2 separate regions of the Homo sapiens genome follow, and region 2 is linked to region 1. A link is an interaction called in ENCODE POLR2A ChIA-PET data of the cell type or tissue named here. Cell type or tissue: GM12878. All regions are shown on one strand. Each heading gives the region's core, and the rest is flanking DNA. Links, peaks and the distances in the headings are about the cores only. Region 1 overlaps CHUK (component of inhibitor of nuclear factor kappa B kinase complex). Region 2 holds the start of LOC124902490 (a long non-coding RNA gene).

Region 1 (11,489 bases), core at 1,472-9,471:
CACAGTCTGTGGCAGCAGCCCTCCCTCTCATCATCAAGCAGCAAAATAAAGGAATATTCACACTAAATGGGATAAAAAGATTCAAGGTCAGTTCAGATTAGATTGCAAGCAAATGAATTTTGTCACCAAGCTTATGGAAACCTTGTTTTCAGAGCTTTTTGGATTTTGGAATTACAATTACAGATAAAGGAGTGCAGACCTTTATAAATTTGTATGACAAGACATGAAAGATTGTTTAAACAAATGACTCATTTTTACAAATGAAAAAACATGTAATTTTCAAATACATTATAAATTAACAGGCATCTTCTCTTTGATATTATTAAATGTACATCTTAAATACATATACACACAACAACATGATTTATGAAAGCCAACTAATATTAGAAGCACAGATACACAATCCCTTCGATGAGAAGGGGATACTGTTAAATTTTCAGTGGAATTTAAAATGATTACACCAACTCCTTATGATGCCAGGAAGAGAACCTGTTCAGTGCAACACAAGGAGGTAGAATTTATTCTTCAAGAAATAGAACTTGTGAGCAGCCTTTTTAGAAAAAAACACAGGTAGACTTTTACTTAAAATGCCTATTACTTGAGGTTTTCTTCTCTGTATACAAAACTACATTTGGTCTTACGCCCAAAAGTTAAAAGTTGACACTAATACATAGAAGGTATTTTTAATCAGTTAAATAAGTAATGTTTTACCAAGACTGAAGGCAAATGTGTCGTGATGATGCTTCTAAATAGCTGTGGTATTAAAACAAATATTCAAACAAGTACATTGACTTTTTCTAAATTCCTGTCTGTTTAGAGGCTTGAATTACTCAAAACTGTTATACTTGTAAAATCATGTTCTTCTGATCATAGTAGAAATGTAGTTTCTGTTCATAGCCATTTCTTCCATTGACTGATGTCTGAAGAATGGTTTCATGGGGGAAAAACACATTTCCAACATGTATAGCAACAACTTCCATAGGTTTGGGGACAGTGAACAAGTGACAACTCATTCTGTTAACCAACTCCAATCAAGATTCTAAAACCAGGCATGAAAAAGTTACAATTAGATGTTGACTATAAGTTATAAGTATATGGGTGTTCATTTTTGCAAGTTTTCTGTTTGGACATTTCATAATCAAAAGTTGAAAAATCATTTCATTTACCTTATTTCCTGATTTAAAAAAATTTCAGAGTTTTTTTCATAAATATTTGAAGTAAACAATTATTCTTTCCTTTTCTTTTCTTTTTTTTTTTTTTCTTAAGAGAGCAGGATCTTGCTATGTTGCCAAGCTGGAGTACAGTGGCTATTCACAAGTCCAATCATAATGCACTGCAGCCTTGAACTCCTGGGCTCATGCAATCCTTCTGCCTCAGCCTCCCTAGTAACTCGGACTACAGGTACATGTCATATGGCTGGCCACCATTATCCTTTTTTTTTTTTTTTTTCCCCGAGACAAAGTCTCACTCTGTCACAGGCTGGAGTGCAATGGCAGGATTACGGCTCACTGCAGCCTGAAACTCTTGAACTCAAGCGATCTTCCTGCCTCAGCCTCCCAAGTAGCTGGGACCACAGGTGTGTGCCACCACACCTGGCCAATTTTTATATTTTTTATAAAGACAGGGTTTCCCATGTTGGCCAGGCTAGTCTCAAACTCCTGGGCTCAAGCAATCCACCTGCCTTGGCCTCCCAAAGTGCTAGGATTACAGGCGTGAGCCACCATGCCTGGCCACTGCTATTTTTCTTAATGAAAGAGGAAATGTACAGAATTGACATTAAGACTAAATGCAGGAAAAATTGATTCAGTAGACATTTTATGGTAATTTCCTCAAGTTTTAACAAATCAGTAGTTTATAGTAACCAAATCTTAACACACACTTATTATTACAACTATATTAACATAATTTATTTTCTATTCGGGAGGTACCATATCTGAATTAAAGTACAAGTCCCATCTTAATGGAGAAAATTGATTGCTGAAGCAAAAAGGTACAGAACAAACCATTCAATTTCAATGGTCACATTGTGAAGAAGCTTACCACTCATTTAATTTGACCAAAAATGCTATTATTGAAGATAATTGATGACATAATCCTAGTATATCCCTGAGTAACGGCAGATAAGGATTTAAGGTTGAGGATATTCCCCAAATGCTCTTTCCTCTTGAGTTCTTCTATTTCCCATATGCATCCCAAATGCCAGATAAGGCTAGCATGGAAAGTTAAACCTTTTGCACCCAACATAGCCAAAGCAGGCACCCATATCCACACAAAACTTACCATCATACTATTGCCCTGTTCCTCATTTGCCTCATGAATAATAGTGCTTAAATGGCCAAGGCAGTTCAAATTTTCTTCTATCATTTGTGCTGAAGTCTCCCTGTGAGATGAAAGAACAAAGCCTTTTCAAACTCAGGAAAAGGGCATATGAATTTCCTCTACTTTCTAGTCTTCTAGGTTAGCAAGATCACTAGCCTTCCTGTAACCCAGTACCCCAGTGCAGTTGACTCCTGTAGTCTTTAGTTTCCTCATCCCTCCCTACAGAGGCAGAGTCCTGTTAAGACCAGGCTGCTGCCTCTACCTCTACCTAACTAATGATAAGAAGTCCACTATAACTCCAGTCTGACTTTCCTCTGAAATGTAAGATGCACTTATGTACAACTTGTTTTTCCCGTGAAAATGTAACTAGGGAGGAAAAAATCCTTGTGGCAAAGACAGATGAAATACGTTTTTGTTTCTAAATACTTCTCTTTCCTTAAAAGTAGTAAAAACACCAGCATGCATACTTCACAGACACAAATGTAGGGGAGAAGAGAGAAAAGTAAAATCTGTTCTGTAGAGATCACAGAAAGTGAAAAACTCATTAGAAACTACAGATGATAGCAATGAAACGAAACAAGCAAGCTGATTCCTGAGGACAGCAAAAGAAAACAGTGTGGTGGGGGAGCTACCCAGAACCAAGAAGTATCCCTGGAAGTTCATATTTGAAGGCAGTCCTGATTGTGGTTTCTACCTTCATGCTTTCCTCTTCTATATGGCCTCTAGCTTCTCCCTTTGCCAATCTTCAGTCCCCTAACAAGAGTCCGTTTTAGGTCATGGATGATAGCCACTATTAGCTTAGAATGACATTCTGATTCAGCTCTTATCCAACAGATGGAAAAATTATGGTCAAACAGTTCCCAATCCTTGGTAGTTAAGTACCACAGGTACATTATAATTGAAATCAATTTTCTTATACAATGTATTCTGGCTGGACATGGTGGCTCATGCCTGTAATTCCAGCACTTTTGGAGGCCGAGGCAGGTGGATTACTTGAGGTCAGGAGTTCGAGACCAGCCTGGCCAACATGGTGAAACTCCGTCTTTACTAAAATACAAAAATTAGCCAGGTATGGTGGCACGCACCTGAAATCCCAGCTACTCGGGAAGCTGAAGCAGGAGAACTGCTTGAATCTGGGAGGCGGAGGTTGCAATGAGCCAAGACTGTGCCACTGCACTCCAGCCTGGGCGACAGAATGAGACTCCGTCTCAAAACAAAATATAATGTGTTCCTTCTAGAAAATACATTGAAAATGTCTGTCAGATATACTTTTGCAAGCAACTACACTTCAAATTGGAAATTACCTGTATTGTGGTGACATTTGTAAACATTAACATCCGCTAAAAAACTTAAATGCCTTTAATAAAGGCAAAAAAGTAAGTAAAGTATTAAATTTTACTTCCTTCAACTCTGATTACTGGAGTATTTTGTAAAGTCTATATATTTAATTATAGCCTGTGCTACAGTTGTAGGTGTACTGCATTGGGCCACATGTATAATGACCCCAAGATATATACCCTGGAACTTGCTTTCTTTAAAAAAATAAAATACCTGATATCAGCTTGCCTTCCTGCCATGTGCTTTTCTCTCATAAAAGTAGAGTACAGAATGTGCAACTGCATGACCTCCTGAGCAGTGATGTAACATGGCTGCACTTCTGCAAAACTAATTATGGGCAGAGCTTCCAGGAAATGCTGGTGCTGTAGAGGTCTCCATGAGTTGTGAGAAAAGCGACAATACACAAGCTAGCAAAGAGCCACTGGCTTTGGATACGGCACATCTTAAGCTGAGAAAATAACAGAAATGGATAGTCATTCAGCTTTTAGCAAAAGAGTAGGAATTAATAAAATATAGGGCTTGGAATCTGAGTTCTTGCAAAACTGATTTAAAACACTGAAAAAAGTCTAATCTTAGAAATACAAAGTTATAAAATAGATCTCAAAAATTTATTAGAAGGGTAATCAAGGATCCCCAAAATGATAAATGCAAAATGATAGCATAATTTCTCATAAACTGTTAATGAAGGAGTAAGGTTTGAGTAAAAGAAAGTAATAAGCCAATAAAAGAAAGGACTTAGAACTTGGACTTAGCTAATAATAAGCAACATTTGAGCTAATAATACGCAACATTTGCTGAACATTTATTTCCCAAGCACTTTATATACATTGTCTAATCAAATTTCCACAGCAGTTCTATGAGACATTCCTGTTTTACAGGTGAGGAAATATGAACATCAAAAAAGTCAAGTAAGTTGCCTAAGATTATTACAAAGGGATAGTCAGGACTCAACCCTGGTCTGAAGGCACAGAAGACTACCTTAACAACTACTGCCTCATTCCTATACCACTGCTATGAAAACACAGCTATCTATTGTTACAAAGTAAACCCACCCATCTTGAGGAGTTACCACACATGACAGAGAATGATCATGTTCTGCTGAAGTCGGGGGCAGCCATGCTGATGTCTGAGGGGTTACTGCACCTTCTAGACTGGATCCTACAAGGGACCGGGCAGAACTCTGTGTCTGAAGGAAAAGAAAAAAACATCAAAAGATTACAGGCAAGCATCTCTGTTGATTCACACAATTTCTTATCATATTCCTAAGACTTACATTTCCGTTACTACTTATATGCACAACCAGAGTATTTCAGTACAAAACTATTCCCACCTTTACACACCATTAGTAACCTGTCCTTGGACCCTTTCTTCATTGACTAAAACCAAATATATCCACTCATCTTATACCATTTTAGTTGAAGAAAGAAAAAAAAAACCCAGTTGAATAGATGGTCAATTTCATTATCTAGGCAGGTACATCTATCCCCAAGTTAGGTTGGAATACCACAGTAGTCAAGGGCTAAGAGGAGTATAACAACAGAGAAATTGGAAAGGAGAGATGATAATAAGTCCTGCATCTCAATTGCTAGTCTGGACACCAAGCAAGGAACATGGATGTCATCCCAATGCAAAATATACATGTCTTCAAGAGGGCCCACCTCATGCTGATAAAAATCCCCTTTGCAAGGAATAATAGCAACTCAATGTCACATTAAATAATTCATTAATAATTACTTACACAGGCAATTTTAAGGAGATGCCATATTTCTTTCTGCCTTTTTCCCTGCATGAACATGACAGTATTGTCAGCTTCTTTGATATTACTGAGGGCCACTTCCACCTTAGGGAGTAGATCAATAATCTTCTGCTTACAGCCCAACAACTTGCTGGAGAGATTAAATCAGTGTCAGACACTTTCACATGCCCCAAGACTGTACACCATATTCCCAAAACCCAGCTGAGGAAATGAACCACAATCAGCATCAGATTTAATGACTTATCTCCAAAGTAATGCATACAAAAGGACACATAAATGCAGATAGCTATGGCCAAGCTACCCAAGGTACCTTCAGAATTCTTCCTGGGTAAGTATACTTTACCAAAGAGGGCTTTTGTACTTTGAGAGGAACAAGATAAACGTATCCTGGTTTTTCAGTAGGAAATGAAGCAATTTTCCTACCTCAAATGACCAAACAGCTCCTTGAGCACACGGTCCTGACTCTGCACAGTGTGCACAATGATTTTCACCATCTCTGTGCTGTCACTGTAGGAGTGATCTATAAAAGACATCAGTCAGTGGATATAACCTTTCTTCTGTAACATATCAGCCTCCAAACAAAAAATTCCTCAAAAATCCCTGAAACTCTGAAACTAATTTTAATTAATAAACATCTCCATTTAAATTAAAAATTGGGTTAAGATAAAAGATATAAAGATTACCTATAAATAAAATCTAGTTATATATAAAAAATAAAGTTTGCAGGTGTATAATGTATATATAAATTTATCAGTAAGAGACCTTAGTTGCCTGTGCTTGAGAACAATAGTCTTGGCTATCTTTAACCCATACTAACCCAAGCCCTAGACACAAATGCAGCCTCTGGCCAAGGGAACAATTTTTCTTGGATGATTAACCACATATTTAGAAACAGTAGGACAATTCATCAAACTTTCATTACCTAAAGGAAGGAGGCCCTTGAACTAGGTTGCTTGGAATTTCATGTTTATCCGTCTGTTTACAACCCAGAAAAACTTTGAAAAAAGCTCATTGAAACCAACTAGTAAAGGGACCTGTAGACATCCTGAAAGTTCCATTTGAGGGCAGTATGACATCTTAAAGCCAACTGGCAGCAGCCAGATACCCTCAAATGGGATGGCTGTTGGTCACAATGGGTTCTACAGTTTAAAATGTGACCTCGATTTTAAAAAAAAATCATTAATTGTTATATTTCAGAAAATGGCTAAAGGAGTTGAAAGTTGCTTATGCATCATGCTGGTATATTCTTTGGACAATAATTAAGCCTAAATGCAATAATAATAATATTTGCTACTCTCTGCTTATAATTTTCCCATTTAATCCTCACAGCAGTCATGTGAGAAGACTACTTTTGTTACCCCCATTTTACCAAAAAGGAAATGATGAGCATCAAAGGAGGTTTAAAAAACGTTGTGTCCTTTGTTATCTATCACTCCAAATACTTCCCCCATAGCCCAACTTTATTCCCCACACATCTCTGTTGTCTCCTCCTCACCAACAATCAAATGCAAGGCTCCAAAAAGGTTCTTCTCCAAACAGCATTCCTTCCTAAATACCATGGACCAAGCCAAGAGCTTTCTCATATAACTAGCTCCTTAAGACAGTGAAAGCCCTCAGAACTTTAGCCTTCTCCAGGATAATGAAGAAAGCTGGTTTTAACCATTTCAGATGAACAAGAGATTCAAGTCAACTCTAAGCTAGAAAAGACAATAGAGGCCACAAATCAAGTGTGATTATATAATAGGCCCCAATGACAGACACAATCTTGTTACAGTTTGTCACTCAAGGTGACACTCAAAGAAGCTACCTGGGTAGCAGTTTATTTCTGAGCTTCATGGTATGTTGACAGGGCTGCCTCAAAGTTTTAAAAAATATAACCTAAACAAATGCTATCACTGTGTATCTGTGGTATCTGATTCATTAGCCAGAAAACTGGGAGTCAGAATTTTTTTTTTGAAATGGAGTCTAGCTCTGTCACCCAGGCTAGAGTGCAGTGGCACAGTCTTGGTTCACTGCAACCTCTGCCTCCCTGGTTCAAGCAATTCTCCTGCCTCAGCCTCCAAAGTGGCTGGGATTACAGGCATGTGCCACGACGCCTGGCCCAGAAATATTGATTAAAGAAAAAGAATTGGACTTGCTCTATTTGAAATCTTAGATTTTAATATTTTACTCTAGCTACAACTTCTATCACTTAAATCACTATTTGTTAACATCTTCAACCTTTTTATCCTCTTATTCCATCAGCAAAATCCTAACCTTGGATTAATCCAACCATCTGCTCTATCAGTTCCTGTATCCAAGCTACTAAATTATCAACAAAAAATTAATATTACTGTTCACTATTTGTCACTGCTAATTCACAGGTTTTTCATTTCTGCTCTGGGTTTTTTTTTTTTTTTTTTTTAAGAAAGTCTTGCTCTGTCAACCCAGGCTGAAGTGCAGTAGTGTAATCTTGGCTCACTGCAGCCTCGACCTCCTGGGCCTCAAGCGATCCTGCTACTTCAGCCTCCTGAGTAGCTGGGACTACAGGCATACACTACCACACCCAGCTTTTTAAAAATTTTATTGATTTATTTTTTTGTAGAGACAGGGTCTCACTATGTTGCCCAGACTGGTCTCAAACTGTTGGCCTCAAACGATCCTCCTGTCTCAGCCTCCCAAAGCGCTAGTATCACAGGTATGAGCCACCTGGCCTGGATTCTTAATGAATGTTTTGGGTCAACAACATCTTCCACTGCACACAGTGGCTTTTAGAAGTCTTTAGCACTCTATTCAAATCTATGAGGTCGTCACCTCTTCCATTTCAGTTAACCTCACTTACCACTGCAGGATAAGAGGCCATAAGGCAGTAAGACCCTGATCTTCCAACCTCTACTCCCAAAAAAGTATCTGTATCCACACTCATTCTCTTTCCAATATCAATAGTATCAAGGCTAATCCCTCCTACTGTTCTTTGGAGCCAATCTCTCAACTTGTTCAGGGACCTCCCTCTCCACAGGCTTTTTTGGCCCTGAGCATATGTTCTGAGAAGTGCATCATTGGGCACTTTCGTCACTGTGTGAATACTTATACAAACCCTGATGGTACAGCCTGCTATACACTTAAGCTGTATGGTATAGCCTTTTGACAATAGGCTACATACCTGTTCAGCAAGTGACTGTACTGAATACTGTAGGCAACTGTAACACAATGGTAAGTATTTGTGCATGTAAACATAGAAAATACATAGTAAAAATACAGTAGTATAATCTTATGGGACTACCATAGTATACACAATTTGTTGTTAACCAAAACATCATCATGTGGCACCTCATGTTTAAGTCTTCCTTCTGAGAAGTGACCTCCCTTGACTCTACATCAACTTTTAGCTACTCACCCACCTCTCTTCTTTCCTGAGCAGCCAAGCTTCTGAGAATAGTCTAGATAAGCAGTTCTCAAACTTTTTGGTCTCAGGACCCCTTTACACTAGAAAATTCTTGAGAACCCCAAAGGGTTTTTCAGGAATTAAACAGAAATTTAAAAATACTCGTGTCTTAATTCATTTAAAAATAACAAACCTATTGCCCATTAACATGTTTTTATTAAAAACAAACAAAAAAACCTATATTTACGTTTTCTCTCTCTCCTATATTTAGGTTTTCTCTCTCCTGAAACTCTACACTCCAGTCATACTGCATTTCCTCAGACATGCTAAGTGCTATACATACATGTGTCTACACAGTATACTCATATCTACGAGAGCCACCTCCTTTCACTGGTTACTGCTACTTGAGATACTTGGAAGCCTGAAGTGGAAGGATCACTTGAACCCAGGGAGTCCAAGGCCAGCCTGGTCAACATAGCAAGAGCCCACCTCTAAAAACAAAAACCAAAAAACGATATTTTCTAAAACAAAAAAATTTGAGTGAGAACACTTGCACTGTTTTACATTTTTGCAAACCTTTCTGATATCACCACTAATCTCATCAGAAAAGTTTTTAAGTACTGAGAAGCTGTCATTCCAGCTGGTAAATACAAGTTTTCTAAAATTCTTTTTGCTTGAAACATGGAATTTTATCATTGACAACAAATACTGCTTTTTTCCCTTAAAGTAATAAGTGTGCTATACTTTTTATTTTCATTTAATTTCTTAGAAATTATCTCACGTATGCAAATCTGAATAATCATAGTTTGCCTGACAGTTGCTCTTCCAAGTAAAAATGGTATCTTCCCTGAAAGAGGCCAGACAACTAGCAACGTAAACAATTACTGAAGTGGTTTTCCTTAAGACAACCATCATACTTCACTGTATAGAAGAAACACTTTATGAGTACTTCCCATTTCATCACACAAAATATTAAAAACCCATACTCAAGCGTTGAGATTTAAATAAAATAATATTTTTACTGCTTTATCAAGGACATTTGTAAGTGAAACTGTCATTTTTTAAAAACTGTGACTGCATGGTGGTAAAAAATATAACGGCTACTAGCATAGTTTGGCGCTAGTGCCTTGATTCATACTAAGGTGAAAGCCATTTTATGTTGCACCATCAATGAAAATGTCAACATGGTGAAAAATGCAAATAACATCTTATTATGAAAATGGTTCTAACCTCACAGACTCTCTGACAAAGTTTCAAGGATTCTCACAGGTCCATATGCCACATTTTGAGAACTGCTGGTCAGACTAAACTGAATACATTTCAGTAAAATAAAAGCAGTATAAGAGGAGATAATGTTATTTTTTAAATGTGAAAATAGTATATGAAATACAATTTCACATGTATATTAATTTGCATGTGTTGCTATGTGTCTACAAATTTTAAAGTGTAAAAGTATATCTTTTTTTAACATGCATTTAAGTATAATGCACATTAGGGCACAGACTTTATTTCTTCTGTTACCCTTCAAAACAAATTTTTAACTAAATGATAATATCTTGCAAGTACATAATAGTTTATAGTTTTCAAAGCATTTTCACAAACATCCTCTTAAATACACTGTCACAATATACTCACTGAGTAGGAAAGCTAGGTTTCAACCCCATTTTGCAGAAGAAGGAAATGGGAAACGCAGATTTGCCTGAGGTAACGGTCAGTAAATTACTCAATCTAGAATTCAAGCCTCTGATTCCCCATCCAGTACTCTTTCCAGCAGACCTTGCTCAGTATTTAGCAGATGTTCAACTGGAATTATTTTGCCAACAAAACAAGTCATCAGTGACCAGTGCAGATGAAGGCATTATTTTCAAAGCAATCTGCTTTGGCCTAGAACAGCACAGGCCTTCCCTCTAACCATTCCATACCTGAACCCACTGCCTCAAATTCTTTCCAACCTCTATAATATTTTTTTGTTTTGTTTTGAGACAGAATCTCGCTCTGTCACCCAGGCTGGAGTGCAGTGGTGTGATCTTGGCTCACTGCAACCTCCTCTTCCCAGGTTCAAGCGATTCTCCTGCCTCATCCTCCCAAGTAGCTGGGATTACAGGCACATGCCAACATGCCCAGCTAACTTTTCTATTTTTAGTAGAGATGGGGTTTCACCATGTTGGCCAAGCTGGTTTTGAACTCCTGACCTCAGGTGATCCACCCACCTTGGCCTCCCAAAGTGCTGGGATTACAGGCATGAGCCACCACAACTGGCCCAACCTCTCTAATCTTAAGCAACACTTATTTTTTCCATCTTTCTAAACATTTTCTTGCTGCTTTTTCCTCTCTGAGTTCCTTTTTTCTGTCTTCCATTCTTTCTTTTCACGTCCCCTTCTAAAATTTTTCTACCTCACGTTCTCTGTTACTTTCTCTTTATCATCTCCTAAATTCTCACAATCTTAAAGCTTATTATACCATGTCTCAATGGCAATACCAAAACTGGAATTTATTCTGCAGCTTTAAGAAAATTTTTAACTTAAAAATATTAGATCCCCCACATTTGTTAGGCTAGTGATAGTTACCTAAAATGCCTTCAAGCACTGTGGTAGAAGTGTCTTACCTGAAGGTCTGTGTTTTAACTGCTTATATAGATCAATGGCACGCTGTTCCCTATAAAAGAGAAAACACGCTCTGATAAGTGAAGGTAATTTAATGACTTCAATAATC
Region 2 (11,489 bases), core at 1,823-9,822, 210 kb before region 1:
AGGAAGAAAGGACTATGTAGATGGCACCTCCAGACAAGATTTAGCATCCTATGCCAGATCAAGTATATGTTTTTGGTTCACAGAAGTCAGTGGCCCAACCCCGGGGAGTATCCTTGTACTGTTACGGTGTCTGTGCTGTAATAAGACGATGTGTCCATTACCTTGATGCATGTGGCTGGGGAACCTACGTATGTATTGAAGCAGCAGAAAGAGAGGACATAAGTAGTGGACATCCATCCCTCTGTAGACAATCAGCCTTGATGACAGCTACATTTCTCCCTAGGTCTCTTAAAGGAGCAGCTGAAGATCACCAGAGTATCCAGGCCTGAAATCTGTTTTTCTTTTCTTTTCTTTTTAGAGATGGGGTCTTGCTCTGTTGCCCAGGCTGGAGTGCAAAAATAGCTCACTGCAGCCTTGAACTCCTGGGCTCAAGTGATCCTCCTGCCTCAGCCTCCCAAGTACAAGTCTATTTTCAACCATCTCAAGTACTTATTTGGTCTTGGTAGAGATGAATGAGGACTCTACCTTCCATCTCACATACAACCATCATCACATCAAAAAGCATGAAGTGCCTAATTACAAAAAAAGAAAAGGTAGTGGTAGCTCTGTTAATTTTATTTATTTATGAGACAGGGTCCTATTCTGAGGCCCAGGCTGGAGAGCAGTGGCTCACCGTAGCCTCGATATCCAGGGCTCAAGCAATCTTCCCACCTCAGCCTCCTGGGTACATATGGCTACAGGTATGCATAACCATGCCCAGCTAATTTTTTTTGTACCTTTTTGTAGAGACAGGGTTTTACTATGTTGCCCAGGCTGGTCTCAAACTCCTGGGCCACCCACCTTGGCCTCCCAAAGTGCCAGGGGGTTACAGGGAGAAGCCACCATACCTGACCTCTGTTAATTTATAATCCAGCCAGGCACGGTGGCTCATGCCTGTAATCCCAGCACTTTGGGAGGCTGAGGCGGGTGGATCACCTGAGGTCAGGGAGCTCGAGACCAGCCTGACCAACATGGAGAAACCCCGTCTCTATTAAAATTACAAAATTAGCCAGGCGTGGTGGTGCATGCCTGTAATCCCAGCTACTCAGGAGGCTGAGGCAGGAGAATCACTTCAACCCAGGAGGCGGAGTTGCAGTGAGCCAAAATCGCACCATTGCACTCCAGCCTGGGCAACAAGAGCAAAACTATGTCTCAAAAAAAAAAAAAATTATATCCAAGAAAACACTGATGTGGATAAACATATTAGGCATATAATAAATCATTTAGTATATTAATATGGAGTACCTAGAAGATGTTAATAAATCATGCTACACAAACATTACCTATTTAATTTGTACTGTCAAGCAAAAGTAGGTTATCTTTGTGTTACTTATTATAGACTTTTTGTCTATAATAAGACGACTTGAGTCCACAGTGGAAAAGAGAAGTGGTAAGTGGGTATTTCCCACAGATGCTACTAACACATTTTCTCTAAGTATTACCAAAAAAAATCTAATTATAATTACATGCTGCAGAGGCAGCATATATGAATGTAAAGCACTAGGCTTCTGTAGTCAGAGAGACCCAGGTCCACAGGCCAGCTCCACTATTTATTAGCGATTTCACCTTGGACATCTTACTTAAACTCTCTGGGCTTCAGTTTCCTCATCCAGAAAAATGGAGATAATCATACTTTCATAATAACCATCAAGACTATTATAGTTATAACAGTGCCTAACATTCATTGAGTACTTCCTAGGTACATGCATTTACCATGTACTTCCCTGAGTCCTCGCAAGGACCCTATCATATGTTATTGGTTCCCATTTGGCAGGTGGGGACACGGGATCAGAGAGATGATAGCTGTCCAAGGTCACATAGTAAGTCAGAGGTGTAATGGGAACCCAAATCTGTCTGTCTCCAAAGCCTTAACCAGTATGCTAACAGTGTGAAAGCACCTAGGTCAGGGCTGGTATAGTAGCTGCTCAATAAACATTAGTCATTATTACAAAGCATCATTTCCATAATCAACTGCAAGCTCAAATTTGTGTCACTGATATAGCATCATCAGAGAATGTGCTATTTCAAACATATAAACTCTACGGAGCTTACCATTTCAACATGTCAAAACCTGGTTAACTTTGATTGTTTAAAAATAGACACACTCCAGACTTCCCTGACTTCTTTATTAGAAGACCTTGAACATGACTTACTCTTTGGCTGATGGGTCCAAGTTCATTATTAAGACTACACATTACTGTATTAAGCTGTGATACACAATACCAGCACTGTCTATCTTTTAGGCCTTTCTCTTTCAACGTCAGCCTACCCTCTGCTCTCCTCTGTCAACTTTTCCACGCCCTTGCTATATTGCTGTTTATGATCTGCTATGGAGGGGAGACCACACGCATACTACCAAAATTATGTAAAGTTCCTAGATAAATAAAAGTAAACAAGCTCTAAATGCGAGGCTAACAAACTCTACTGTGGTGGGAAAGGACACATGTTCGTGGTAGAGTTTTTCAACAGTTATTTTCATGTGCACTGAGGCCCCTTTCTTACTTTCTGGCTGTCTTCCAGAGGACTGAAGTTGCCAGATGTCAGATTTCCACATAAGGGTGGTGTCCTAAGTATTTTCTTAAAAAAAAAAACACCACACATAATGTCCTGCAAACTTCTTAGCCATCTAGATGTTTATGTTATTAAAACTATTCCTTAACCTTCGGCCAAATTAGATACTATTTTTCTTCTTATACTACATTTTCTCAGATTTCATCTATCAGACTAGATATATCTAATTATCTAAAATATCAAGTAAAGAATTAGCATAAACCCCATATAATTACTTAGAGAACTACCCCATTACACAAAGGGAGTAATGCTTGTAATCTGAAAGAGTTAAAGCTTCTCCCAGAGAACCTTTTCACTCTACCAGAAAATGACTCAGAAGCAGAGGAGAATCTGGCTCAATAAATACTTTTACTGACTGACCTCCTACTCCATTGGAATGAGTGCATAATCACTGAGGAGCACACACCCTAGAAGGGTACTGAAGTCACGGCCTCGCTAAATTACATGATTCATGTGTGAGACCCAAAAGTATGTATAATATGACGAATCTCATCTGTCTTCTCTGCCCTGTATACCCTATGAAAAGCAGCTACTCTTATTCATGCCAGGGCCATTTTAGAAGCCTGAGCATATATTTTGAAACAATCATAAATGGCTTCTATAAGCTGTTCCACCAACTCCAGATAGAAGTAAAAAGAACTGCAGAGGAAATCAGAACACAGATGGGCTTGAGAGAACACCGAGGAAATTACTGCTTATATGGCATGATTTCAGGGACAGCAGAAAAATTTGCTATGAAAACACCATCTTCTTCCCTTGCTGGTGAACGCCTATCTTTCCACCTTTAGGGAGTCATTCTGCATTTGAAATATAGATATATTTGGAAAGAAAATTCTTCAAACCCTTTTAGAATGTAAACTCTGTGAAGGAAGAGATTTATTTCATTCACTGGTCTACAGCAGTGCCTGGCACATAAAATATTTTCAGATTTTTGATGAACAAACGATTTGTTGAAGTTTGGGAAAATATATGAAACTCTTTTTTTATTCTTATCTTTTAAAAATTTTTTTCCAATAATCCAACCTGTCACAATATATGAAACTATTCATATCAAAATCTCAAGTTTTACTTACCTAAAACTAAATTAACCATCTCTTCCCCAAAAATAGTTTTACCTTCCAGCTTGTCTATCTATGTATGGCACTGGCAACAGTGCCATAGCAATGTCATAGAAATCTTCCAGGTCAAGCATTAATGTCTTGGACTTCTTCATCCTCTATGGCAGACGGTACACTAAGAACAACAGCTATTGTATGATTATCTACCAAGTGTCAGACACTGATCTAGGAGCTTAAATCCTCACGACTCCGCAAGGTAGACAGCAAGTCTCCAAAGCCAGGGTGCCTGCATTCCAATCCCAGCACCACCACTGAGCAATTTACTCAATCTCTTTAGCTGACAAATAGCTAAACCAGAACCCGAATTCAGGCCTGTTTGATTCCCATGCCCACGTTCTTTTTATGGCAAACATCACTTTTCTTAAACTTCATTGGTTCTTCCTTCAACATCCTCTAGACTTCCATTTTTCTGTTTCTCCAACATTTAACTATGAAAATTTTCAAACAGTGAGGTTGAAAGAATTTTACACCCACCACCTAGATTCTAGCATTAACATCTTACTGCAGTTACTTTATCACATATTATCTATCCCTTTATTCGTTTATCAATTTGTGTTATTTTTTGGATGCATTTCAAATATATATATTTTTTATTTTGATGCACTTCAAAATAAATCATAAACATTTCCCACCAAACTCTGACATATATATCTTAACTAGAGTCCAATATTTGTTTACGGTTTTTGTTGTTGTTGTTTTCTTTTTTGAGACAGGGTCTCTGTCACCTAGGCTACAGTGCAGTGGCGTGATCTTGGCTTACTCTAACCTCTGCCTCCCAGACTCAGGTGATCATCCCACCTCAGCCTCCTGAATATCTGCGATCACAGGTGTGTACCACCACACCTGGCTAATTTATTTACAGAGGTGAGGTTTTGCCATGTTGCCCAGGCTGGTGGTCTTGAACTCCTCAACTCAGGTGCTCTGCCCTCCTCGGCCTCCCAAATTGCTGGGATTACAGGCGTGAGCCACCACGCCTGGCCAGCAGTTTTTTTTTATTTTTGTTTTTTTAAAGTACCTTTTTCCTCTCCCTACTGGCCAAGGAATTACAAATTCTGGATTTTAACAGAATTGCAGTTCTGTTTTCCCCACTAAAATGGCAGTAAATCTGATTAATCTTTCTAAAATGTCAATTTATATATATAACACAGTTGGATGAGAATTTACAGGTCCTCCTATTTTCTATAATTCATACATTCAATGAATATTTATCAAGCCAAATGGCATCAACCAAAGCCCTATGCAAACTAAAAATCTGGCTTGACTGGGTAAGCTAATCATTTGATGACCCTTCACCCAACATTCTAGGTATTTATTCTCTAATCCTGTTGGTGGCGGACAGTAGCGTTTAGAGTCTCCTCTATTGTCCTAAGCAATTCAACTCCTATCACCAAGTATCTACCCAACTGGGAAAAAAATAAAGCCCGAGCACTAATCTCAAAAGGAGACACTCACTCAGTCTTACCCATTCAATGTGGGGGTCGGGGAAGGACTCAAATCTGCAGTGACTTTTTTTGTGCCTCAAGGATATTTTAATACTTTCTATGGACTAAAGCCTTTGGCAGTTACCTATTAATCCAGCTTTGCTCCAATGATGTGTCCAGGAACCTTCCTGGTGTTGTGTGGGAGATAAGTTATAGTCCCTGCACCCAAGAAGCTTAGTTTAGTCCCCACCAATTCCCAAAACATGTTCTGAGGACGCTAATCTTTGTGCTCCAAGACACAAGAGCTCCATGATCATGATAAACTCCAGGAAGGCTATAAACCATATTTCCTTCTTAGAGGAGCATTTTAAAATTAGCATATTAAAGACTGAAACAATTTGGCAAGAATCCTTTTCAATCTGGCATTTCTAAACTTGTCTGGCCACAGCACGCCGTTTTCAGGCCCCACTTCAGATTTGTGTAACCTTGTCCCACTCCACTTGTCATTCATAAATAATATTCAGGGCAGTCCCATCCAAACGAAATGTCTCAGCTCCCATAAGGCACTGTCCGCTCAGAACTTGTTTTTTGGTTTACTGCTGTTTATTTCCTCCATGGTCAGTCCCACATATTTAAACACTTTCCACACCTGGAGTACTTCCCCCAAATGATGCCACCTCTCCTGCTCAGGTCCACTCATTTGCCATGTCTTAAGTCCTGCAGCCCTTGCTCTTATATCAACCATCTTGCAGATTTGTGAGACATTGGACTGGACATGTAAAAGTTAAAAGCCATGAGAGTAAATGTATCAGAGAAAACATATTCAGAAATAAAATTTACAATGTAGAGCTGGGTGCGGTGGCTCAGGCCTGTAATCTCAGCACTTTGGGAGGCTGAGGCAGGCGGATCATCCGAGGTCAGGAGTTCAAGACAAGCCTGGCCAACGTGGCGAAACCCTATCTCTACTAAAAATACAAAAAAATTAGCCAAGTGTGGTGATGCATGCCTACAATCCCAGCTACTCAAGAGGCTGAGGCAGGAGAATCGTTTGAACCCAGAAGGCAGAGGTTGCAGTGAGCCAAGATTGGGCCACTGCACTCCAGCCTGGGCAACAGAGTAAGACTCCGTCTCAAAAAAAAAAAAAAAAAGTTACAATATGTATCACTGTAAAGTGCTACAACACAGATGAACCTTGAAGACATTAAGCTAAGGCTGGCCTCAGTGGCTAATGCCTGTAATCTTAGCACTCTGGGAGACCAAGAGGAGAGGATCACTTGAGCCCAGAAGGGCAACATAGTGAGAACCCAACTCTACAAAAAATTAGAATTAAAAAAAAAAAAATAGCTGGGCGCAGTGGCAGGTGCCTATAGTCTCAGCTATTCAGGAAGCTGAGGTGGGAGGGTTGCTTGAGCCCAGGAGATTGAGGCTGCCATGAACAGTGTTTGTGCCACTCATTCCAGCCTGAGCCACAGAGTGAGACCCTGTCTTAAAAAAAAAGATATTAAGCTAAGTGAAATCTGCCAGACACAAAAGGACAAATACTGCATGAATGAGGTACACAGAGGGGTCAAATTCATAAGAGATTAAAAGCTGAATGGTGGTTGCCAGGGGGTAGGGGCGAGAAGAGGAGATAGGGAGTTAGTATGTAATGGGTACAGCATTTCAGTTTAGGAAGATAAAAAAAGTTCTGGAGATGAATGGTAGTAATGGTTGAAAAGCAATGTGAATTACTTAATGCCACAAAACTGTAAACTTAAAAATGGTTAAAATGGTAAATTTTATGTTATGTACACTTACCACAATAAAAAAAAATTTTAAGGTATGTCATAAAACGTGAATGTGAAAGAAGGCCTGGAGGACTCAGTAATGTTTATTTTATTTTTTGAGACGGAGTCTAGCTCTGTTGCCCAGACTGGAGTGCAGTGGCTCAATCTCAGCTCACTGCAACCTTCACCTCCTGGGCTCAAGTAACTCTCGTGCCTCAGCCTCCTGAGTAGCTGGGATTACAGGTATGCACCACCACACCCAGCTAATTTTTGTATTTCTAGTAGAGATGGGGTTTCACCTTGTTGGCCAGGCTTGTCTCAAACTCCTGGCCTCAAGTGATCTGCCCGCCTTGGCCTCTCAAAGAGCTGGGATTACAGGTATGAGCCACTGTGCCTGGCCAGTAATTTTTATTAAGCAACATATCTTCAAGTCTGGACATACTTCATTAAAAAATCTCCTGAGATCACAAACTATAAACTTTTACCCTGATAGACACCGATATCAAACAGTTTAATAAGTAATTTCTAATGTGGCCTTTGGAATCAAAGTCTGAACTTGGCACAGATTGAGGATACCGAAAATCTGCCCTTTCAGGTCTGCCCCAGCCTACCCTGTGTTCCCGGAGGCTGGCCCACCAGAACTGAACAAGGCCTCCCCCATCTCTGGCTTTCAGTTGGGTTCAGCCAATGGATGGCACTGGCAGGAGGTCTGAAGGCAGAGGGACAGTGAGATTGTGATATTTACTCCCCTGGCTCTCTCCCTGCTGGGTTGTGAGTTGGCTGCGTTGCTCTATTAAACACCACAGCTACCATATGAAGACCTCCTCAAAACAGCTTTCTCTTGCATCAGGTAACCATTCCATCCCCCACCTCTTCAGGAGCAGGGTGGCTCTCCAGCTAGCCGTGACATATGGTACAATCCTTTGTTATTTTCCCTAAACTTCTCCATTCTGCTTTAAGTTGGACCTCTTCCAATTACCCAATTTGAGTGTGCCTTCTGTTTTCTGCTGGGCCCCTGAGTGATACACGCCCAAAAGGATGACTTGGATTTATGAGAACAACACATGAAAAGAATGGGGATGGCTAGGCGCAGTGGCTCACACCTATAATCCCAGCACTTTGGGAGGCAGAGGAGGGTGGATTGCTTGAGCCCAGGAGCTCGAGACCAGCCTGGGCAACATGGTGAAATCCTGTCTCTATAAAAACACAAAAATTAGCTGGGCGTGGTAGTGCACGCCTGTAGTCCCAGCTACTGGGGAGGCTGAGGTGGGAGGATAACTTGAGCCCAGGAAGTGGAGGCTGCAGTGAGCCTAGATCGTGCTACTGCAATCCAGCCTGGGCAACAGAGCGAGACCCTGTCTCAAAAAATAAATAAATAAATAAATAATAAAATAAAATAAAGAATTGAGCAAAGTATATGGAAAACTATAAAAATAGTTCCCTAAATCCACCATTCTAAATCCAGGTGAGAGGTAAGCACTGGAGACATACATTTTGAAGGTTTAAAAAAAATTTAGAAAAATATTAATGCCTGGGTTCCCTGTACTCCCCTAAATTAGTCAGTATATTCTTTCAAAAAGCACTGGTGAGGCTGGGCACGGTGGCTCACGCCTGTAATCCCAGCACTTTGGGAGGCCAAGACAGGCAGATCCCTTGGGCCCAGGAGTTCGAGTCCAGACTGGGCAACATGGCAAAACCCTGTCTCTACAAAAATATAAAAATTAGCTGGACGTGGTGGTGAACACCTGTGGTTCCAGCTACTCAGGGCGGGGGTATGGGGGAGCAGCTCTGAGGTGGCATTGCTTGAACCTGGGAAGTGGAGGTTGCAGCAAGCTGATCGCACTACTGCACTCCAGCCTGTGCAACAGAGCGAGACCCTGCCAAAAAAAAAAAAATTCAAATTCTGGGGTCCCAGAACAAAACTTCTGAAGGGGTTTCCTTAACTGAAAGACAAAAAACAGCTGTCTCTCCTTTCTTGCTTACTCTACCAGGAGAGACTGCCTACCTGGGAAGAGCTGGGAAAGAGATTCCCTTTCTGTAGGGGCAGTCCAGCGGAGGTTCCTTCAAAAGAATATGCTTCCATGAGCATCCTTATGTTTTGGAACTGCTTTCCAGAAAACATTACCTTTTGGGAACGAGAATCCATTTAAAAAATCTCAGGTCCCAGCAATGAGAAGGAATATCTAACCTTAAAAGCAACTGCACATTTCTCTTGTCCTTGACAATACAAGAGCTCATACAAGACAACACGAAGGCTAAATGAGTAATTTTTTCCCTTCGCATGAAAGGACGAGAGGTGTCAGAAAATGAAGTCTAAATCTGCTTCAGGAAGGAAGGAAATGAGAGAAGCTAGGAAAACAGCACTTCCTCCTATGGTTTATGTCGCTGGAGTTCACTCTGGACAGAAGGTCAGCAGTCACAGCCAGGTTCCTCAGAGATTCTTCAGATAACTAGCAACAGATGAGGGAAAAGCAGGACCCCTCTTGGCCGCAGCATCCCCACATGGCTGAGAAGCACGGCCTGGGCCATCTGCTCTTCAACAGCGGCCTCCTACCCTGCGTGCCCCCAGGACCGCAGCACTGACTCACCACACGGACTCTGGTTCCACAGGGTACAGAATGTCGAACTGGAAGAACAAATGAAAACCCTGCGCTGGCTTAGGTGAGCTGACCAGAGAAACTAGGGTAGGAAAGTAAAGGAATCTGCTGTCCTATACCGTCTGAAACTACTTATATTGCAACACTTTGCTGATTTCAAACTTGGCCCAAGTTGGAAGGCAACAACTCCAGATGGAACAGGATACATGTCAGAGTTTCCACCAATCGTGGAAGGCCGCCTCAGTCCTTCTCAGGATTTAAACTGAGCAACCCTTATCTAAACCACCCGAACACTTCTATAAATTTTTTTTGTTTTACGAAAGACAGAATTTAAAATAAGAAAGCTTCAGGATTGACTCTCACAGTACAGTAGTTTTAACTAATTTACAGCGTCTACGCCACCCATATTAAACTGCTGTTTTCCTTCCATTTTTAGCTCTTTTTTTAAAAAATTACTTCTATATCTCCACATCAGTTTTGTCTTTTTAATGAAACTGCACTGGTGGAGGGAGGTCCCAAGATTAATATTTCAGGACCTACAAAGTTTGAGGAAATTTACATTCAAGAAATATTTTCAAATGGGTTAACCTAGGAGTTCCTAAGTATCCTCTCAGACTCACATTTCTTAAATAATGCATGAATCTCAATTATGGGTGGAAATTTAAGAACCACTGACTCATAACTAAATAAACTGGACATGTCAGAGCTAAGTAGCTGAGCAACATATTAAAATTAACAGCTCCACTATGTTGCAGATGTAATACACATGACAGCAGTTACAGACGTGCAGATTAAGTGAAACTATAAAGTGAAACTTTAGGGTGTGGCTATAGATAACAAAGAACACAATAAACGTGTAAAAACACGCAGTTTTTAAGACAGTTTCCAGAAGACACTAAGAAAATTTATTAACCCAGTGTTCCAAGTTGTGAGGACAAATGTTAGTGAGATCTGCAAGGCAGGCATCTTGTTTCTTTTTCTTATCTGTTTCAAGCACAAACTTGTGTTTCTGCTACAGAAGATTTAAAAAGACATGAGGAATTTCTCTACCTTTCAACCTATTTTTTTTGACACAGGGTCTCACTCTGTTGCCCAGGCTAGAGTGCAGTGATGATCACGGCTCACTGCAGCCTTGACCTCCCAGGCTAAAGTGATTCTCCCACCTTAGCCTCACAAGTAGTTGGAACTACAGGCATGTGCCCCCACACCCAGATAATGAATTTACAAATTTTTCCCTTTTTTGTGTACAGACAGGATTTCATCATGTTGCCCAGGCTGGTCTTGAACTCGTGAGTTCAAGCAATCCTCCAGCCTCAGCTTCTCAAAAGTGCTGGGATTACAAGCATGAGCCACTGTGCCTGGCCTCAACCTATTTTAAGGTATAAAATATTCTTGATATTTTGGAAGAAAAATCAGGAAAAGAATTTAGAAAACTGAAGATTCTGAGGAAGAAAAATTGGGAGGAAACAAACTGTCCAATTGGAGTTAAAAATAGCTAAGATCATTAGCAGGGTAGGTGATTTTAGATCATTTTAAGGAGTACCAACATTTGAGCACCATGGAAAACCAGGGACGAGCAGCTTTACACAAACAACAACAAAAACTGCAGTACTGCTTGCCTTTTATAGAAACTACAGCCACTATACTTGAAAATAAAATGTATATATAATTTCAAGATGAACCAGAGAATATGCCACAACACGGCAAACCCAATGAATGGCTGATTCTTTAGATGGTGTCAAAAGAACTCAGTGTCCTTCTTTTTTTGAGTCAGGGTCTCGCTCAGCCACCCAGGGGAGAGTACCTACCTGGGAAGAGCTGGGAAAGGGGTTCCCTTTTTGTAGGGGCTGTCAGGTGGAGGTTCCTTCAAAAGAATATGCTTCCACGAGCATCCTTATGTCTTGGAACTGAACTCTCCAGTTAACATTACCTTTTGGGAATGAGAATCCATTTAAAAAATCTCAAGTCCCAGCAATG

Evidence for each region. ChIA-PET counts read pairs that join two places held together with the same protein. Peaks named below come from ENCODE experiments on the same cell type or tissue, not always from the same donor. Only the 100,000 strongest peaks of a DNase experiment are listed, where the experiment ranks them.
Region 2: POLR2A ChIA-PET joins it to region 1 with 6 read pairs; 2 of 35 experiments call an interaction of 5 or more read pairs at or near these places.

Annotation. Positions count from the first base shown.
Region 1 is chr10:100,188,589-100,200,077 of GRCh38, forward strand. It overlaps CHUK (component of inhibitor of nuclear factor kappa B kinase complex), which reads right to left. Exons shown (of 21, transcript NM_001278.5): 16 at 11,383-11,432; 17 at 5,837-5,933; 18 at 5,396-5,543; 19 at 4,710-4,843; 20 at 2,281-2,380; 21 at 1-1,039. The coding sequence ends at 1,010. Among named protein-coding and RNA genes, the nearest start is that of ERLIN1, 8.3 kb to the left of the region's middle. In GM12878, for the core only: no CTCF peak of the experiment used is centred there; no DNase peak of the experiment used is centred there.
Region 2 is chr10:99,974,167-99,985,655 of GRCh38, forward strand. The region is part of intron 1 of DNMBP (dynamin binding protein); the gene reads right to left. LOC124902490 (a long non-coding RNA gene) reads left to right here and starts at 7,606. Exons shown (of 2, transcript XR_007062266.1): 1 at 7,606-7,765; 2 at 8,907-9,941. RefSeq lists enhancers at 9,351-9,560, 10,448-10,607. In GM12878, for the core only: no CTCF peak of the experiment used is centred there; DNase peaks (open chromatin) are centred at 2,321, 2,481, 8,729 and 9,255; H3K4me3 peaks cover 2,269 bases; H3K27ac peaks cover 6,451 bases.